Linked DNA regions of Mus musculus: region 2 is linked to region 1. Evidence: chromatin loops called from intact Hi-C (ENCODE). Cell type or tissue: left cerebral cortex. All regions are shown on one strand. Each heading gives the region's core, and the rest is flanking DNA. Links, peaks and the distances in the headings are about the cores only. Region 1 holds the start of Hlf (hepatic leukemia factor). Region 2 overlaps Stxbp4 (syntaxin binding protein 4).

The links. Peaks named below come from ENCODE experiments on the same cell type or tissue, not always from the same donor. Only the 100,000 strongest peaks of a DNase experiment are listed, where the experiment ranks them.
Region 2: it touches region 1 in a loop (8-fold over the local background); 2 of 42 quality-filtered maps call a loop at or near these places.

The regions. Positions count from the first base shown.
Region 1 is chr11:90,386,673-90,396,445 of GRCm38, forward strand. It overlaps Hlf (hepatic leukemia factor), which reads right to left and starts at 4,245. Exons shown (of 4, transcript NM_172563.3): 1 at 3,578-4,245; 2 at 1,114-1,449. The coding sequence starts at 3,692. In left cerebral cortex, for the core only: a CTCF peak has its summit at 4,353; DNase peaks (open chromatin) are centred at 1,093, 1,705, 1,819, 2,383 and 3 more places; H3K4me3 peaks cover 4,094 bases; H3K27ac peaks cover 3,676 bases.
Region 2 is chr11:90,544,414-90,554,186 of GRCm38, forward strand. It overlaps Stxbp4 (syntaxin binding protein 4), which reads right to left. Exons shown (of 18, transcript NM_011505.2): 13 at 4,398-4,574. Among named protein-coding and RNA genes, the nearest start is that of Gm34850, 76 kb to the left of the region's middle. In left cerebral cortex, for the core only: a CTCF peak has its summit at 7,602; a DNase peak (open chromatin) is centred at 4,308; H3K4me3 peaks cover 539 bases; H3K27ac peaks cover 1,588 bases.

The DNA of each region.
Region 1 (9,773 bases), core at 824-8,823:
GCTTGTTTTGTGCTACGGCGTATGAATGGTATGGATCCAGGGCTGCCTTAGTCAGGCCTTACCCCTGCCCACTTGGCAATGGGTTTTTAAAGCATAGTTTTTCCCGGCAATGTTTCTGTGTCGTCTCTTTCAACATTCTTCGTCATTTATTTGTGTATATGTGTGAGCCCATTTAAATGTGGGAGGTGGGGTGTGTGTACATGTGGGTGCATGTGTGTCCGAGTGGCCTGGGCTGGCTGTCCACCAACCCCAGAGATCCTCTTGTATCCACCTTCTTAGCACCAGGGTTACAAATGTGCCACCATGGCTGGCTTTTTACGTGGGCACAAGCCTTGATATGGGATGACACTGAAAACCATATATATAAAGGAAGATTGGCTCACGGAACACAGGGTGCTAAGAAAAAGGAGGCGTAGCCTCAGGCAATAGGAAGACTTGCATTTACTTACAGTCTTGGTCTGAGTCAATGACTGAAGAAGATGAAAAAGGAAGAAAGAAAAAAAGAAAGGAAGGAAGAGAGAAAGAGAAAGAGAGAGAGAGAGAGAAAAAGAAAGAGAAAGAAAGAAAGACAGACAGACAGACAGACAGACAGAAAGAAAGAAGAAAAAGAAGAGCCCTGCATGTCTACTCGCAGTGACCCCTTTAGGCCAGAGAAGAGTGAATATGAGTTAACTTTCTGGGGTCTACCCAAATTATCCAGCGAGATTCTATTACCCTTGTGTTTGGGGACCAGGAGAAGGCGGTAGGAGATAGGATAGATGTTTGTTTTACATTAACCCATTAGCCCGTTCATTAACTCCAGGCTGGAGTATCACAAACTATAGCCTTCGAATCAACCACTCAGAATTCCCCTGGGATTTGGTTAAAATGAAGTCTGGGTTCAAACCCCAGACCCGGAAAACATCAGCTTCTTAAGGGCAGGTCCATAGAGTATTCTAACTGGCTCTGCAGGTGAGAGCTACGCATGCTCTGAAGGAGGAAGGCTCCTCAGAACAGGAAGAGAGGGCTCCTCTCTAGAAATGTGTGTTAAGATCTCCAACTCTTGCCAACCTCGCTCGCCCCACTTCCGTCTTGTCCCCCACATCTAACACGGGTGAACCTTCCAGAATTTACCTGGTCTGATGGGGCTCTGCATACAGTTCGGAGACGGGATGCCCGGGTGGAGGGGCGCTGTGGCCCGGCTGCTGAGATCCATGACCGAGGGCGCCGTGGAGGAAGCTGGTTGCAAGCCAGGGGGGTGAGGGCTGTGGTCGTGCTGCGACGGACTCGGGGGGATGCCATTCTCTGACAGGAATTCCTCCAAGTCCATGTATTCCAGCTGGAAAGTATCTCCGTCATAGGGAAGGGTTTTGTCCCATAAGGTGGGTCCCAAGAAGGCGGACTGGGGGACGGTCGGGCTGCTGCTCTCATCGTCCAGCTTCTTTCCTTTGTCTTTTTCTTTACTAAATGCTGAAGAAGAAAAAGGGAAAGGTGAGCTTTGTTTTTTTTAAAACAGAAAAGAAAAGGGGTCAGTCTGTCACCAGCCTTCCTGCCATCGGTTACAAAATGACTTCTGGGGGCACCGAGGCCTCTGGCTGCTGCCTCTGGTAGATCTAGAGTTTCGACATCTTCCTATTTACTTTGGAAAGAAAGAGCTTTCTGGTCTGTAGGACAGGACGGGGCTACCGACTGATCTGGAATGAAAACAAGAGAATAATCCTTCCTCGGTGTGTTATTTGAAGGGCTAAGTCACCGAAATCTATACTGAGAAAATAACACCGGAGAATATATACAACTGATGGGATTTTTAAAGGGGACCACCGATAACTTGGTATGATTCTACCTTTTAGAAAGTGATGACCGCAAGAATCTGAGGTCATTCTGACTTACAAACCAGGGTATGCAAGCTTAGTCTTAGTAAGCAGTCCCCGCCCCCACCTTCCCTTAATACTACGCGTCGTTTCTGCGTTATTCCTTTCCATGTATTATCTCAATAAACGTGCAAGCCTACAATTATCCCCCATTTACAAGGAAGATAAGGGTGCTCTCTCACCATAGAAGGAGACTGTGGGGGGAGGGGTGGGCAGGCCGGGGTGACGGGGTAGAAATGAAGTACTTTCGAACTCATCCATTTGCTTAGAACCCTCAAGAGGACTAAGTCTGTTTTAGAAGGTGGATTCTTTTTCCTTTTCCCCCCAAACATTTAAATATTACCTAATTTACAAAAAGAAAGCAAACATTTATGTACCCCATCACAAGGCAGTACTATGCAAAGGTGCTGTGTTCTACTCTCTGAGGGTAAGAATGCAGCTATTTCCTGCCTGGAAATACAGCACCCCCGGATTGGTCTTTACCGAGCTGTCTGCATTTTGCCAATATTCAGGTGTGGGTGGAATCAGGGATTAGAGAATTTGATTCTGAGTTTTGTTTTGTTTTGTTTCTCATTAGAGAAATGTAGTCCCACCGCCACCCATTCGAATCTTCAAATCCTCCGCAGTCTCATTAGAGTTAGGCTTAAAAACATCGACCACAAAAGCCTAACGCATCCGCAGATTTCTCCCAAATGCTACTCCTTAAGAAGCAGTGCGGGAGGGTATTGGGGGTGGGGGGCGGTCTGCACGCGCAATCAAGCACCAGCAACTCTTGCAATGCAACAGGCGTTCTCTCCCAGGGAAATTGATGCAAACACCCCGAAGCTATTTCCAGCCAAATAATCTTTTCAAGAATTTATGCAGGAGCAGCATAATTCGCTTCTGTCACTGTGATAACACCAAAGGCAAGAAACTGCACCGGCCCAAAACACAAATCCGTTCTGGCATCAATTGCGTTCCCAGCTAGGTCTCACATGCATCTACCCCCAGCCCCCCCCCCACTCCCCACCATATCCCCCTACCCGTCTCCTTAGCTCCAAGCCACGGTTGCCTAGGGAAGGTTTGAGACTTACCAAGAAAGGGCTCAAGCCAGAGGAGGCTCCTGCACGCGGTTACACGTGAGCCTGCTCAGCTCTCCCCTCCCACCGGGAAGAGAGCACCGGGAAAGTGTCAGCGCTGGAGGCGTGCACCGCTTCCCGCCGACAGACCACTCCCCCCACCCCCACCCCGCTTTGTGAATTGCGGGTCTGCGGGAGAAAGCGCCTCTCCGCTCATGCCGCGTGAGTTCACAACACAAAACACTAACACGATCCGAATATTCAGGCTGCCGCCGAGTGAGAACCCCCATTTACTTTGACCCCCCCCTCTCTGCCAGGCTCCAACCAGCCACCTCCCGCCCTTTCTCCTCTCCAGTCCCAGAGACACTAGTCTCCCAGGGAAGCGCACACCCTGTCACTCAAAGCAGCGATCCTGACCTGTCAAGTTCACCTGTCACCTGCGCTGCAGGAGGACAGACCTAGAAAGGCAGGCGAGCCAGGTTCCCAGCGCTATTTCAAATGTTGCCCCGGAGGGATCCCCTTTGCATTGAGGAGAAAGAGGGAGTAAGCCCCCCAATTTCACTAAAGCAAGGCGAGGGGAAGAAAGATGCTGGTGCCCTCCCAGCCGACTAGGGGGGTCCCTGGGAGTGTAGTCCCTTCCCTGAGCCCAGCTGCCGAGGCAACGCTCACCGTCTTCAGGATGAAGGGGGAGCTTCAGCGGGTTCTCCAGCAGGGACCTGAGCACGCCGTAGGGAGGCGGGATAAAGGTGGGGTTCAAGGGGAGCTGTCGGGACATTTTCTCCATCGTGATGCACTCAATTGTCTTTTTAAAAAGAAGGCCAATCGCCGCCCCGAAATGTTGATGAGCTTTGTTTCCTCCGTCCTTTGCCAACCAAAAGTACTCGCTTTCAAAACAGTGCAGACAAGGAAGAAAAAAAAAAATCACTTCTGTCTTTGTAAATACATCAGCATACAAATATCAAAAAAAAACAAAAACAAAAACAAAAAAACTTTCGTGTTCTCAGTGCCGACAGTCCAGGGAAGGCGCATCTAGCGCCGCGGACTCCTCCGACCCAGTGCAGGATGCTTTCTCACCTGCCTCCAACACTCAGTCTTGCAAAATGTTCAAAATTGCAAGGAGGTGGGGGGAAAAAGGAAAGAGAGAAATTTTGAAAACGTAGACGGCTGCAGATGAGCAGAAGGCAAAGCGCGGGCCCCGGCCCCTCGCGCGAGCACCGGAGGCTGTGCCGTCCCGCCCCACCCCCCTCCCCGCCGCGGCCGCTGCTCCCCGCGCTCCGCGGCCCCGCAGCGCCGGGCTCAGCGCATCAGGCAGTCCATGTGCCGCTGCCCTGACAAGAGTGACGTCAGGGCCCGCACCGCGCGCCGATAGGCGTGCAGGGGCGGGGCCCAAATCGGGCCCGCCCATCCACCCCGCCCCCCCAGGGCTGCGTGTGTAGCATCGCCGCACGCGCTGTTTTTCCGGCCCTTGCGGCGTTGGTGGGCTGCGAAAAGCACAGGTGCCAGATTTCCTGCTTCACTCTCTGCCTTGCGCTGGGAATAACGCGCGCTAACTCTCACCCTGACTCCTTTTGCACGCGAGCCCTTCCCCCTCCGTTCCCCCCCCCCGCCCCCCAGAGCAGAACAATGAGAAATTCGTGTCAGTGGTTTGCAATGTGGAAATAAATTGGTGATTTTAAAAGAAGATGATTTTTAAAAGATGGCCAAGTGGCATTCCGGACTTAAATTAGAACCCCCAACCCCCGGGGCGATGTCCTGGCTAGCAATGTTTTTTAAAGCTCCCCAGGACAAGTTTAGGAGATTTGGATAGACTTGAAGCGAATGACTTCTGGATATTTCTCCTCCTCGCTCCTGGTGAGCTTAGTACTTTCCTTCTAGCCCCACTGCATATCCGACCTAAGATATCAACTTTCCTGAATTCCAAACAATGTGCAAAAACGTAGAATGGAGACAGGAGCTGCAGACTGAAGTGAACTGTCTCCCACGCTGTCCGAGGGAATTAACAAGACAGACATTTGCTTGCAATGGAAGGAAAGCAGGAGAGACTTAAACACAAGGAATGAAAGTTAGGAGTATTTAAAAGGCCCAGCATGGCTGTAATTAGGCTAACTTAGAAGGTCTGAATACTAATTAAAATAAATTTGTAAACTCTTTGTTAAAAGATTAGGGGAATCTTGTTTGTGGCTGCAGCACATCCCTCTGGCCTTTTGAAGGCTGTGAAAAGGCCAGTTTTTTGACCTTGCTGCTGAGGGTGTGGGGGAGAACACCTTGGCGGAGTGGATGGATTGGAATGTAGGCATTCTGCCTCCCCAGCCAGGAGAACTGAGACACACGAACCGCATCTCCACGCTTCTCTTTCCACTTTCCACCCCCACCCACCCACCAATTACACATTTCTATCCAGCACTAAGTCCCCCTGACCCGTGGAGGAGCATGTGGGATGGTTTTTGCAGTACTGATGGTTGAATGTATGGCCTTACCCATGTCTAGCTAGTTCTATATCACAGTGAGCTGTCTCCTCAGACCTGTGGGGAAGGGTCTGCAAGAAGCTTTTCAATGAGGCAGAAAGGCTTTTGTGAACATAGACTGGGTTCCTGGGGTGCAAATATTACTGGGATGCCCCTCCCCCACCCCACTACCAAAAAATGAGAGATAAGAAAGGAGAGAAGAGAAATCTAAAATTCAGGAAATTCCGGACCCTGGCCAAGGGCACTGGAAGTTCATGATAAGTAGCCCTGACTCTTTCTCTGAGCAGAAGTTTCCGGGTAAATGGACGGCTGGTCCCGTGGCCTTCATTTCCTCCTGCTAACACCTGGGCAAAGTGAATGGTAAGATGACATTCTGAGATGCTCTTGTGATGTCAGATCCCAGAAACATGAGCCCTGGGGTGGATGCGGTGTACATTCAGTGAGCACCACTGCATGCCATTGACTGGGCTGGGGCTGGTGAGATGATGGATGGATAAGACCTGGCTATACCAGGGAAAGGATGCCATAGAAGCACACAAAGTCTGGACTCCAAAACCCAGTAACAGAGAGAGCTGACGTGGGCATCTGTTACTGGAAGGAGAGTGCAGAGAAGCGCCTGAGGTGAGCTTGGAGCCAGTGGTCCCTCATAAACTTCCCAACCCTTCAGTCGGTTTGCTTCTCAGAAAAGAAGGGACTCCGCTGGAAGCTGAAGAGATTATTCAGTGGATTAAAGAGCACTTGGGTCATAAGAATGAAGATACAAGCTTGGATTCCCCTGCATCAACATGAAAAGGGAGGGAGGGAGGAAGAACAGCCTCCAGCAGCAGCAGCATGGGCCTGTAACCCCAGCACTGGGGAGGCAGAGATAGGGAGATCCTAAAAGCTCACTGGCTGCCAGCCTAGGCAATGAGTGAGCTCCAGGTTGAGTGAGAGACCCTGTCTCAGAAACAGAGAAGATGCCCATGTTAATCTACACACACACACACACACACACACACACACACACACACACAGGAGAGCTTCTGTGCTCTTGTCAGAGAGAGAGGAAGGTTTCATCTTTTAACTTTTTTTTTTTTGGAGTAATTTTCTCTTTTTTTTCCATTTTTTATTAGGTATTTAGCTCATTTACATTTCCAATGCTATACCAAAAGTCCCCCATACCCACCCACCCCCACTCCCCTACCCACCCACTCCCCCTTTTTGGCCCTGGCGTTCCCCTGTACTGGGGCATATAAAGTTTGCGTGTCCAATGGGCCTCTTTTTCCACTGATGGCCGACTAGGCCATCTTTTGATACATATGCAGCTAGAGTCAAGAGCTCCGGGGTACTGGTTAGTTCATAATGTTGTTCCACCTATAGGGTTGCAGATCCCTTTAGCTCCTTGGGTACTTTCTCTAGCTCCTCCATTGGGAGCCCTGTGATCCATCCATTAGCTGACTGTGAGCATCCACTTCTGTGTTTGCTAGGCCCCGGCATAGTCTCACAAGAGACAGCTACATCTGGGTCCTTTCAATAAAATCTTGCTAATTTCCCCACAGCCCTGTGAACCCATCCACAAGGCGATGTGCAAGCACACTGACTGGAAACAGGCAGAGGATTCCAGGCATAAGAAAGGAGGCCAGTGTGATGATCCATTAGCACAGCCCCAGGGCTCCATGTTCAGAGTTCTCTGCCTTCCCTCTCTTCCCCATGTTTCCACATAGGAAACTCATTGATTCAAGGAACCTGCTTGCCTGGAGCAATCATTGTCCTAAACCCCAAGAGAGCCTAAGGCTGTGGTTTTGTAGTAGTTCTCATTGCGGAAAATAAACTGGCTTGGTGACTGACTGCTCAGTCCCTTTATTGGTCTTGGTCATCTCTGGATATCGGCGACCTGAAGCCCCTACTCCCTTACTACACTGACTCGCTCTTCCCTCTGTCTTCTCTACTTCAAGGGTGTGACGAGTGTTCCAGAATTTTAATTATAGGAGAGAATCCCTCGTAAGCGGACTTCCTGGAACTCCACCTCTTCCAAATGTTTCAGCTCTTGTTTCTGAAATGTTCATTCCTTGACACACACATGTAGGAGCTGTGATGGAGGGGTGCTCGCCATCATCTCTGCATTGTGTTCCCTTGTGGGTTTCTGTGATGGTCTCCATCTGCCAGGAAAGGTGGCCCTTGAGTCCTGAGGCTGATTCTTAAGTGAATGCAGAGTGGCAAATCACCATGAAGGTTGACCTGCATCTACACCCTAAGTTACCAGTAGCAGTTGCCCATTTTTGAGCTCCTTCCATGACATGCTATTGTTTGGTTTGGTTTGGTTTTTTTCCAGACAATTCCATAAAAAGACGATCACCCCAGTCTTCTGTTGGCTGGGTGCTTGCATGGCTCATCTTTCTCCTCCTCCTCCTCCTCCTCCTCCTCCTCCTCCTTCTTTTTCTTCTTTTTCTTCCTCTTCTTCTTCCTCTTCTTCCATGTAGTTAGTATCAAGGTCTCTCTCTTCTCAGTTGGCCTTCCTTGAATGGTTTTCTCAGCAAAGTAGATAAGCCCCAACATGCTGTCCCTGAAGCCTTTACTTGCCTGATGTCCCATCATTCAAAATTAGGGGTGTGGCTAAGACTGAGTCAAGGAGGGAAGGGAGTACATAGGACATGGAGTAGTTCATTGGCAACAGCCAAAGGATCTGTTTATCACATCCAGTGATTCTGGTTTCATATGAAGGCATCAGGGAAGTAAAGAAGCACTTTCCTTGGATCCTTTGGCTGCCAGTTCAATGAGTCACTAGTTGAATGTATGGCTTGTTGGCCATTCTAAGCAATGATATATGCAGCTTCATATGTGAGATGCAAAGATAAAGCAAACTGAGCTCAGCCTCAGTGTCCTACACCGGGTATAACCACAATACCCATCTGTCTTCATTCATGATGTTCATTTCTGGGCTGCTCTTCCTTCCTGGCCCCATCTCTGAGTCCCGATGGTCAATGACGGGACATCCTTAGAGTTTGGAGGACTTTGTTGATTCTCTTTCCTCCAACCTTTCAGTGTGTGGTTCAGAGAGGGAGGAATAGAACAGACCATAGAAAGCAAGGTTCCATGCTGGCTGTAAGGCCCTCTTCTCTGATTTTGGAAATTACCCTTATGTGTGTACATACAACCAGTGGTTTCTACCTGTTGTCCTTTCAAGAGACTTAACTGTACTGATCAGTAGGGATGAGTTGGGGCCGTGCAGAGGAATGTGACAGGGCAGGTGGTGGGAATCAGCCATCCTGCCTCTGAAGGTCTGCGGAGGGTTTGTCCTATGTGAGTAGTGGCTATGTTTCAGTCTCCTGATAGCTGTGAAATTTAGCTCTGTGCACAATGCCTGCCCTGCTCCTGTGCCCTCCCAGGGCCTGGGAACCTGTGCATTGGGAGGACTGCTCTGAGATTATGAAGCGCATTGTACAGTGGAGCCAAAGCTCTAGATGAACCTGTTCAGCCTGTTGCCAATTTAGCCAGGGAATTAATTCCACAGTGAAAAGCATTGAATTGCCAAAGCAAGGGTCATTTGTCCTTTTCCCTCTTCCAGGGGCCTCCAACTCACCCCAAAACATTGAAAAGGACAATTATAATTAATCAACTTACCTATGAATAATTTATTCTCTGGGCTCAGTAATATGCAAACCGAAGAAAACAAAAGTAAGACAACTACAGGGAACTCTAGATTCCTCTTCAAGAATGACTAGGCATCCCCATCCTTTCCCTAAGGCCTGTGCTGCTCTGGTGAACACCAGTGGCATATAATAGGAGAGATATAAAAATACAACCCTCGGTATGGGAGTATTTAAAGATAGTAGAACTTATGCACGCATGGTAGAAGACCAGGGAATTGTTTAGGAGAGAAAGAGAGAAAGAAGGGAAGAAAGAAAGAGAGAGAGAGAGAGAGAGAGAGAGAGAGAGAGAGAGAGAGAGAGAGAGAGAAAGACAGAAAGAAAGAGAGAGACGGAGGGAGGGAGGGAGGAAAGCAGGGAGGGAGGGAGGGAGGAAGAAAATATTTGTAGCAAAGCGAAAGGAAAATAATGCAGTGTGGTGTATCACATGGAGTGAGAAGACAGTTTGGGGCCAGGTGTACATTAGTACCTGGGTAACTGGTGTCACTAGGGCACATCTTAACAGTACATAGTAACATCTTAGCATGGAGCAGGAGGAGCAGGAGGAGCAGGAGGAGAAGGCGGCGGAAGCAGCATCTTTATCATGTGCCTAACTGTTCTGGCTCAGTATCAATCTCTAAAACTCTATCTCAGTCATGACTTGTCGCACAGTATAGCATATACGGCACTGTCATCCCATGTTACAGACAAGACAACGAGGCCTAGAGAAATGAGCGATGCTATTTTCCCGTGGCTGGCTAGCACATGCACAAGTTGTGAGCTGAAAAGAGCTCT
Region 2 (9,773 bases), core at 1,221-9,220, 160 kb after region 1:
CTCCTGCCTGCTGCCATGTTCCCTGCTCTAATGGTCATGGACTCCAAAACTCGGACACTGTAAGGTAAATAAACTCTTTCCTCTATAAGTTCCCTTGACCATCGTGTCATACATATCACAGTGGTAAAAAAGCAATTAAGTTGCATATGTAGCAGAGGATAGCCTAGTCAGCCATCAGTGGGAGGAGAGGCCCTTGGTATTGCGAAGATCATATGCCCCAGTACAGGAGAATGCCAGGGCCAGGAAGCTGGAGTGGGTGGTTTGGGGAGCAGGGCGGGAGGTGTGTAGGGGGGGCTTTTGGGATAGCATTTGAAATGTAATGAAGAAAATATCTAATTAAAAAAAAAAAAGCAACTAAGACAATAAGACCAGAATAAAAAAAGAAAGAAAAAAAAAAAGAGCTCATTTCATTATAGAGCAGATAAGGTAGGTAGGCCACAAATTTGAGAGTAGTTTTATAATATATAAGTTAATAAAGGGTTAGCAGCCAGGAGAATCACTTCAAGTCTCTAAGCAAAAGACAAATAACCAAATGGGAAAATAACTAAAAGATAAAAGAGCACATTTTACTGAGAAAAATAAATGATAATTGAATGCATAAATGTATGCTCAACTGGTTATCACAGATAGGGAAGGGCAAATGACAGGTTTACAGCATTTGGGGATATGAATGACCCCATCATGGTTGATTTCAAACTTCCAACATCCATCAGTGAACATGGCATTGAGAAGAGACAAGTTCTCATGAGCCAGCACAACACTATGTCAGTCATTGGTAACTAGGGAAATACAAATTAAACTATACTGGCTTAGCAATTATTATAGCAACAAGACGGATAAAAACTCAAAGTAAAAGAAAGCCAAGGATCAGCAAGTGGTAGATGGCAATTCTCATCCATTCTTCACAGGAGTACAAATTAGTTAAAAATACATTCAGTCATAATTTGGCATTTACTTATAAAGTTGAACATACAATTATCATTCAACCTGGCAGTACTACTTCTCGGAGGTAGCAGTTACACATGTGGAGAAAGTTATATGTATCAGGATGTTTTCAGGAGCACGATTCACAGTAGAATAATGAAGAAATAACGAGACTGCCCATCTAGTACAAAACGGATAGTGGCCTGGTGTTAACTCACGCAATGAAGAATAAAGACAGAAAAGATCAGCTAGCTACACATTAACCCAGTAAGCAGGCAAAACCAAACGAACAGGGAGTAGATAGATAAATAGTAAAAACTATCAAGAAAATGGGAAACACTAACTCCAAGAAAGTAGTAATCTCTGGGGGCAAGGCCGTGGCTGCAATGTGGGGATGGACACTGGGCTCTTCACAGACATTAGCAATGCTTTATTATTTTTTTGAAACCCTTTTTATTTATGTGTATGTAAGCATGCCTTTGTGTGGTGTACATGTGGGTGTGGTTGTCCATGGAGGTCAGAAAAAGCCCTCTGCTGGAGTTATAGGATGTGAGCTACTTCACCTGGGTGGAAGGCAGAGCTTGGGTCCTCTGCAAGAGCAACAAGCCCTCCTAACTACGGAGTTCTCTCTCCAGCCCCACTAATGTGGTATTTCTTGTGTTTCAGATGCATTTTTCTCAAAAGCCAAAATGCAAACTAGAAAATATGTTGATTATTTAAGGGAAAATTATAGTGATAAATAAAAGCATTCTTACAAAATCTATGTCTGACCAATAAGTATTTAGGTGCTCTAGAGATAGGTTAGTTGGTAAGGAGCTTGGTGTGACCTTGCTGACCCCATCCCAACACTCATGTGAAAAGCCAGCTGGAGTGCACACTTTTGGCAAAGCATTCCTGGGGAGGTGAAGAGAGAGGGATCTCTGTGGCTGCAGGTCCCAGGGAGTCCCTGTAAACACTCCCATCATCTTAGCCTCAGAAGATGGATAGCTCTCTAGGAATGACACCTGAGGTTGACTTCTGGCTTCCACATGCAAAGCGCACACATGTGCACATGCACTTACATGCTAGTCAACATGAAACCTTCCACACATTAAATAAATATAGTTAAATATTTGAAACTTTGTTTTGTAGTATCTAGGTCAATAGATCCTTAAGCAATCTCACACATCATTTAAAAAGTTACTTCTTTTCTAAAATTGGAAAATATTGAACATTGATATGCTTATGTTTAATATATCTTCTTTCAAAAAAATGAAGAAGAATGATTTTAGAGAGGTAGTGTGGGTTCTTATTAAAAGGACCGACTGAGATTCTCATAAGGCTACAAAGAGGGAGAATCCGAGTTAATTATATTAGCAGACAACTTAGAACCAGATGTGTCTCACTGGATAAGAGTGCAAGAACGCAAGAACCTAAACTTTACACACAGGAGGCCACGTGGGGGCTGCAGAGGTGGCTCAGTGGGTATGGGTGCTTGTTGCAGAAGCCTGGGGAATCTCAGTTTGTCCCCAGGAACCCGTGTAAAGGCTGGTGAAGAGAAATAACGAGGAAACATTATCCTCTGACCTCTACATACGCAGTGGGTTACATGCCCTCCCATCTCCAAAGACCCCATCACACACAGAGACATTTTAAAATATTTAAAAACTAAAAAAACCAACCACTTGATAATCCTGTGCAAATCTCTTAAAAGTATATTACTTAAAAGCACAGGATTAGGGAGTAGTTCAACAGTAGGGCCAGCCTAACAGTACTAGCCTAATATGAATAAGGTCCTTCTTTAACACCTAATACCATAAAAAAAAAACCAAAAAATTAGACTATTAAACACTAGCAACTTTTCCTCCAAAAGTAACTAATTATTGTATTAAAAATGTTTTTAATATTTTGGTAATTTCTGAAACATTTTCATAATGAGGTTAATGTTACATGGCATAACCACGCCTGTTTTACAATATGTACAGCTCAACAGGCATTTGTAACTAGCATTCCCAACCAAGCGCTGCTGCTTTCGCAAGTGCTATGTGCTCCCGGCAGGCACGCTCTTATCAGTGGTGGGTAAGGTGCTGGCCTTCTGCAGAGCTGGTTTAAATGAGCAGATTATGTAGGGAATGGTGGGGACTCTTCAAAGCTAAGCGGAAAAATTTTTTTTTCATATTTTCTGCTGTGCTGTTTTAAGACTAGCTCCATTTTCATTTGGTATGTTAAAGTGCATAAGCCTTCTATGCTGAAATATTCATAGCTCAAATTTGTTTTGTGTTCTCTCTCTCTCTCTCTCTCTCTCTCTCTCTCTTTTTTTTTTTTTTTTTTTTTTTTTTTTTTTTGGTTTTTTCAAGACAGGGTTTCTCTGTATAGCCCTGGCTGTCCTGGAACTCACTTTGTAGACCAGGCTGGCCTCGAACTCAGAAATCCTTCCTGCCTCTGCCTCCCAAGTGCTGGGATTAAAGACATAAATACCCATGACTTATTTTTTTTAATTGGATATTTTATTTATTTACATTCCAAATGTTATCCCCTTTCCCAGTTTCCCCTCTGCAAACCCCCTATCCTATCCCCCTTTACCTTGCTTCTGTGAGGGTGTTCCCACCTACCTACTCCTGCCTTACCGAGCTAGCATTCCTCTACACTGGGGCTTCAAGCCTTCATAGGACCAAGGGTCTCCCCTTCAACTGATGCCAGATAAAACCCCTTCAGCTCCTTCAGTTCCTCCCCAACTCAATTATTTATAATTGAGGAATTTCTATAAAGCTATAAATTATCAATTTATTCTAGTTTATACTCTCAGTGATATAATACACAATACACACACACACACACACACACACACACACACACACGCCCGCTATGGTTTTTGAAGGCTAGTCATGATTAAAGATGGTAGGTACACTGTGGGCAATAGACACATAGAGATGCTCAGCTTGCTTCCATAAGGTTCTCAGTATCCTGTATTGCAACTGAGAGGCCTTCTAGAGGAGCCTGGTTTAGTATTCCTGACATTGAAAGAGATAAAACATGACAAATTCAAACTTGGATTTCTCATTAGTCATCATAGGTCTTGTGCAAAAATTCATTAGCTTGTATAATGCCTCAAGTTCTCTAATCGAAGAGCAAAACTCATCCCTTGAATCTCCTCCTTCCATCGCCACAAAACAAATTAGCAAGCTCAAAACCAGAAAGAGAAAATCCGTGCCATCAATTAAACGTTAAATAGTTCCAGGCCTGAATGGCTGAATGGAACAATGTTGACCAACGACCCAATTAATTCGGGGCCTGTGCTTTTCCATCTCAGAGCTCTTTGGATAAAGGGAGGCTCACGACTTCCATGCCACCCTCTTCACAACACAACATCCTATCGTTGAATAATAGAAGACAAACACTGACCTAGTTAGGACGTGCAGATGAAAAGAGAATGAAAACAGGATACACGGCAGAGGCTAGGAAACCATGGTAACCAGAGAGGGCTGTTTGCTTACTTTATTTTGGTCAGAATAATCAGCGAGCTGAGCCTTTAGTTCTGAGACCTCAGCCTCTAGCAGACGGATCACCTCTTCATAATCCATTTCCATCCCGTGTGCCTGCCGCTGTGCAGCTTCTGCGAGATGAATCCGGCTTCGCAGAGCTCGGGTTTCCTCAGCTACAGCTTTGGCTTCCTAAGGAGTTGAAAGTGAATGCAAAATGAAAAAAAAAAAAAATGAAAACAGACTTCTCCAGTTGACAGAAATAGTTTTCTCATTTTGGTAGTTATGATTACAATGTTTAACATGTCTATGTCCTCTACCAACCACCTAAAAACTAATGAGCATATTATTTCATTATGGGAACCCTTTTGTTTGTTTCCTGAAAAAATTTTTTTTTTGCGTAGAGATTTTTTTTTCTGTATAGAGATTCTGTATAAATGTTTAGTGCTACACAGCTAGCGTCATTTCTGTAAAAATGAAGAGAGTTTAAAGAAAACTGACAATCAAAACTAGACAGATAGGAACTGATTCTAAAGAAAAAAGGAGCTACAGAAAAAACTCATAGGTAGCGGGGTTGATGGTCTCAGAAGGCCAAGTAACGCCATCAGATGCTGCAGAGAGCTGCTACAGGGCTTCTTGGTGGACCAAGGCCAGAGGCAAAGCTTTCCTCCTAGATATCAGACTGTGGCTTCCTGCTTTGGTAGTAGCATCATATATAATTGTTTGTCTGTTGAATACAATGTTCAAGAGACAATTACTAAATACACACTATATGCTTCATCTGTCTTTGCTCATTTAAGGTTCGGAATGACATCCAGAGAAAGACATTAAAAAAACATTTCTATATAAGCAATCAGAGACCCAGTGAGTAGACAAGCTGACCAAGGGCAGGTAGTGGCCCACATCTGGCCCCAGGTCTGTTTGACTCCCATACTAAGTATCTCCTTTCATTGCTATACTGTCTTTGGATGACAGAACCAAACAAAGAAATTGTTCCAAACACTAGCTATACCTTCCACCTTGTAAGGTTAGGGTGGCAAAAGCCATTTGCTTTCTCAAAATGTGCCTTGGTGCTGGGTCACAGTCTCTTGGGACACCGTATAATTTAACATGGCAGCTGTTACGGGACGAAGCATCTTTAGAGGGTGCAGGATCTCTGCAGTGGAACTTTCTGCTCCAATTGCCATGGCTAATATTAAACTCCGGCTATTTTACTGTTCTTGAAGCTGCTATGCAGCATTTGCTTTTGTTGGAGCATGACGTACTGAGAGAAGTAAGGGTGTGGGCATACTCTCCAGAGTCTGCTTTCATCCCCCAGCCAGTAACTTTATTATCTGTCAATTCCTGGAATATGCATGAACAGCATACACAGAAAACTCTCACTGTTCAAAATCTACATTCTAGTTTAGAGAGACAGAGAGTAGTTTAGGCTTAGCAGTTATGACCTCATGGCGAAGACAAGTACTAGGGACCCACAGAAGAAACCATGTCATGATTTCCTGAAGAGAGGATTTCTAGGCACATGTGCAAAGGTCCTTGGCCTGGATTGGGCTTTGTATCTTCAGAGAACATCAAGGCAGTCAGTGAGGCAGAAACAGTGAGTAGTATGGGAAAGACGGGGCAGCAGTAGATAGAATACCTGGGCACAGAGGTAACATGAATGAGGGTAGAGACAGGGTGGTTTGGAAGGCAGATCTTACAAGCAGTCACAGGCCATCAGAGGGAGCTTGGTTTCCCTCAGAGTGACTGGTGGGCTTTGAGCAGAGAAGTGATGTGAACTCACTTAAGTTTTAAGAGGGTGCATTTCACTACCCAGTTAAGAACACACTGTGTGCAAAGACACGGGTGGGAAAGAGGAGGAAGAGAATGGGGAAGGCGAACTGTGGTTGGCCAGGGTGGTTGTAGAAGAGACGGGAGATGAAGCAGTTAGAGTTCCAGCATAACTTGTGAGTAGAGCAACAGGCTAGCTCACCAACAACATGAAGTCAGCATCTACTTTATACAGACAACCATAGAATAAGATGTCAGTGTAAATCAAGTGGGTAACTAATATTTCATCTATTCTGTCTCAGTTTAGAGCATGGGTGTGATGTAGCTAAACAGTGGAAGGAGTGTTAAGTAAAAACCAAACAAAGCAAACAAAAAACCCAGAAAACAAAACAACAGCAGCAACAACATGAACAAATAAGCTAGAAGGGACTTGGAATAGGAGATAGGATGCCAGGTGCGTTTTGACTAGAGTAGAGACATCCTTATTGGGGAACAGTTTTTTGGTTGTTTGGCTGTTTTTAGAAGAGGCTGGGGAGAGAAAGGACCAGGTTCTGGAAGAAATGGAACCATGGGAAAGGCTCTGAATCCAGAACACTGGAAGACTTCTGAGAGAGTGCTTTAGAAAGGGCAGCCCGAGGGCTGAGGTCGGTGTGCAGAAAGCCCTCGACTAGCTACCCAGTGTAGTGAAAAATATAAACAATGACTAAAGCGGACTTATTAAAAAAGTTAATCTGGCAGCTGGGTGCAAAATGGAGTGGTATGAGAAGCCAGCTGCCTTCTATACCTGTCGCTCAAAGAATTTTATCCCGTCTGTTTGAAAACACTTGTCTTATCCTGTAAGGGTGACTTCAGAAACAAAAATATGGGAGCCAAAGGAGGATCTACCTAATGTCCAGTACCTGTCAGTCCAGCCCAGGTGACCAGGAAAGTGACCAATGACATACCTGGGTCAACTTCATACCAGATTGCTGCTCAGCACACAATAGGTAACAGCTAACCTACCGAGGAACTAGCCTACCTCCATCTTAGGCTTAAAAGCCATCTTAGAGTAAAAGACCTACTAGGTTCATTGCTGTCTATGATGAAATCTTTGTCAAGGATTAGGCTATGCCCCACCTGTAACCTCCACTAATATGGTTCCGTACTATCTGTTCCAGGAACTGCAATCATGTCTTTCAAAAAGTTACTAAGCATCTTGCAAGGGTGCCTGTGTTTCAGACAGGTTGTTAGGGCCGTCTAGTTAGGACTAACTGTTGTTATGCCCACGATGCATCTTTGTTTCAGGTCCTAAAAACTTGTTAGGCTTTTGTTCTGGGATATGTTACATAACCTCACCCACTTTTCTGCCGAGTTCCCCCACTTGGAGACCCCCAGCCCTTGAGCTACACATCCCTTGTTTTCCTTATGTCCAATGCGTACCTCTCAGACCTCACCCTAGGGGGAGCAGTCTGTGTACTCGGATAAAAAGGCTTGCTTTAGTTAACTTGGCCATGATGATTTGGGGCGGTGGTCTTTCTTCTCTCACCGTTGGGACTAACAACACCAGCCTTGCTCTAAGGCTGTCGAGTGAGCGAACTGCACACTGCAGAATGAGGGAAGTCTCTAGCGATCCGATCCTCCTTTCAAAGACAGGGAAGCAAAGATCAGGAAGCTTAAGAAACAAAACCATTTGTAGGTGGCGGGGCTGGGATTTGAACTCGGGTAGTTCAGATGAGTTCTGAACCTTAGTTGATGTTCTTCACTACTAGCCCATCCTATTTGGTCAACTACAGAAAATGTTCTAAAATAGCCTTTTTAGGTACCAGCATCAGCCGAGCTAGCTTAGGATGTGGTGATATCGGCAGACTCTCCAGCACATTTGAGGCCAGCCTGCTCCCCATTTTCCATTCAATAAAAAACAAAAAACAAAAAACAAAAAACAAAACAACCCTCTGAGTGAGTGAGAGGAGAGGGAGGGCAGAAATCCGCGCAGCTGCAGTGAGAATCACTAATTTGATGATTTGCCCTCTTCACACTCACTTTGTGCAGCTTTTATTCTTCTATAAAAACAGCACTTTTATTTTTGTTCAAAGAACGCTGGCTAATTAAATGAAGAGTCCGGATGGGCTTTATGCCGCTGTCCTAGTGCAGTGATGGTAATACAGTGTGAAATGCGTCTGGGTGGTAAGAGATGCAGAGGGTTTGATGCTGAATAAATTCATACCGTTCCTTTTGTAAATGTATAACTGTCAGGCTGGTGAATGTGACCCCGTGGCAGAGTTCTAGCCCAATTCCCCCTGAATGGCTGCTTAAAAGATTAGTGCATCGCAAGGATGCCTTTCTGAGGAAGCAGTAAAGAAAAGATAACAGCAGTGGGCAGGGTTTAGCCAGAGAAGATCACAGCAATTCATTTTCTCTTTGCCTCCCAGGCTGTCTTCTAATAAAGAACAGCAAAGTCTCACGTGTCAGGAACATTTTAGCCAGAACCCTCTCAGTACCACACTGAACCTGAAATCCCAATCACGACAAGTACGGCCCACATTTGCGCAGGCACTTTGTATGAGGAGGACGTCCATTCAGATTACAAAGGTAGATTTTAAAGGAAAAAACCAAAGACATAATAGCATATCAGGAAAAGCGGCCGAAACATGCTTTTAAATATTGCATAGGATAGGCAAACTCAGTTAGAAGGGAATCTGAAATATGCAGTTCAATCAGAATTTTTCCAGAGGCAACAGTGACAAAAGACCTCGGGTCCACTGCGCCTCTTTGGGGAAAAAAAAAAAAAAAAAGAAAGGTTTTTCTCCCAAGAGTTTTGCAATGAATCTTTAGGAAAGAGAAGGCCAAGTTCTTTGAGAACAATTGGGACTGATGAAAATCTCTGTAGCTGCAGATACCTCCTTGGGCTGAGCCACACTGCACTAAGACAGAGCTATAGGTCAGATAAAGGCCACTGTACTCTTTCACACACGCAGCATTTATATCCACAAAGTAACACAAAACAGAACAAACCAAACAAAAACATAGTACAAAAGAAAAGGCTTTGGATGGGTCCTAGCTAGGGCATTATCTTAGATACTCATCCCCCCCCCCATTTTCTGCTAATTAATTCTCTAAGACTCAGTGTGTTCACCTGTATAGTGGGCTCTAATAATTATAAGACCAAAATAACTCTCACAAGAAGGTTAAAGAAACTATTAATATTCTGACTATCATTCTTTTCTTTGTTTTTTTGTTGCTATTTTGGAAAAAAAATAAACATATCATTTATGCCATTACACAGCCTGACTAGATAATTTATTAAGGGATCTCTTGAGGTACTCAACTGGTAATATCGGCTGTTTGGAAATGTAATTTACACGTCTTTTTTAACAATAGAAAAAAATTACATGAAACTATCTTTTCTCTAGGTATAAGCACTTAAAGTTCCCTAGAGTGGAGGCATTAATTGCAGCTGCAAACGTGTAATTAGCTTACAAGTCCACAACAGTTACCAGCTCTGTAATTTATAAGCTAATCAGTAAATCTTTCAAATGTCAGTGGTTGACGGGAGAAAACAGCAGATTGCAAGAAGATATGTCTTAGTAATTTATGCTACCGAGCCCCAAGAATGCTTCTCTTATCAGCTTCCGACATCCACTC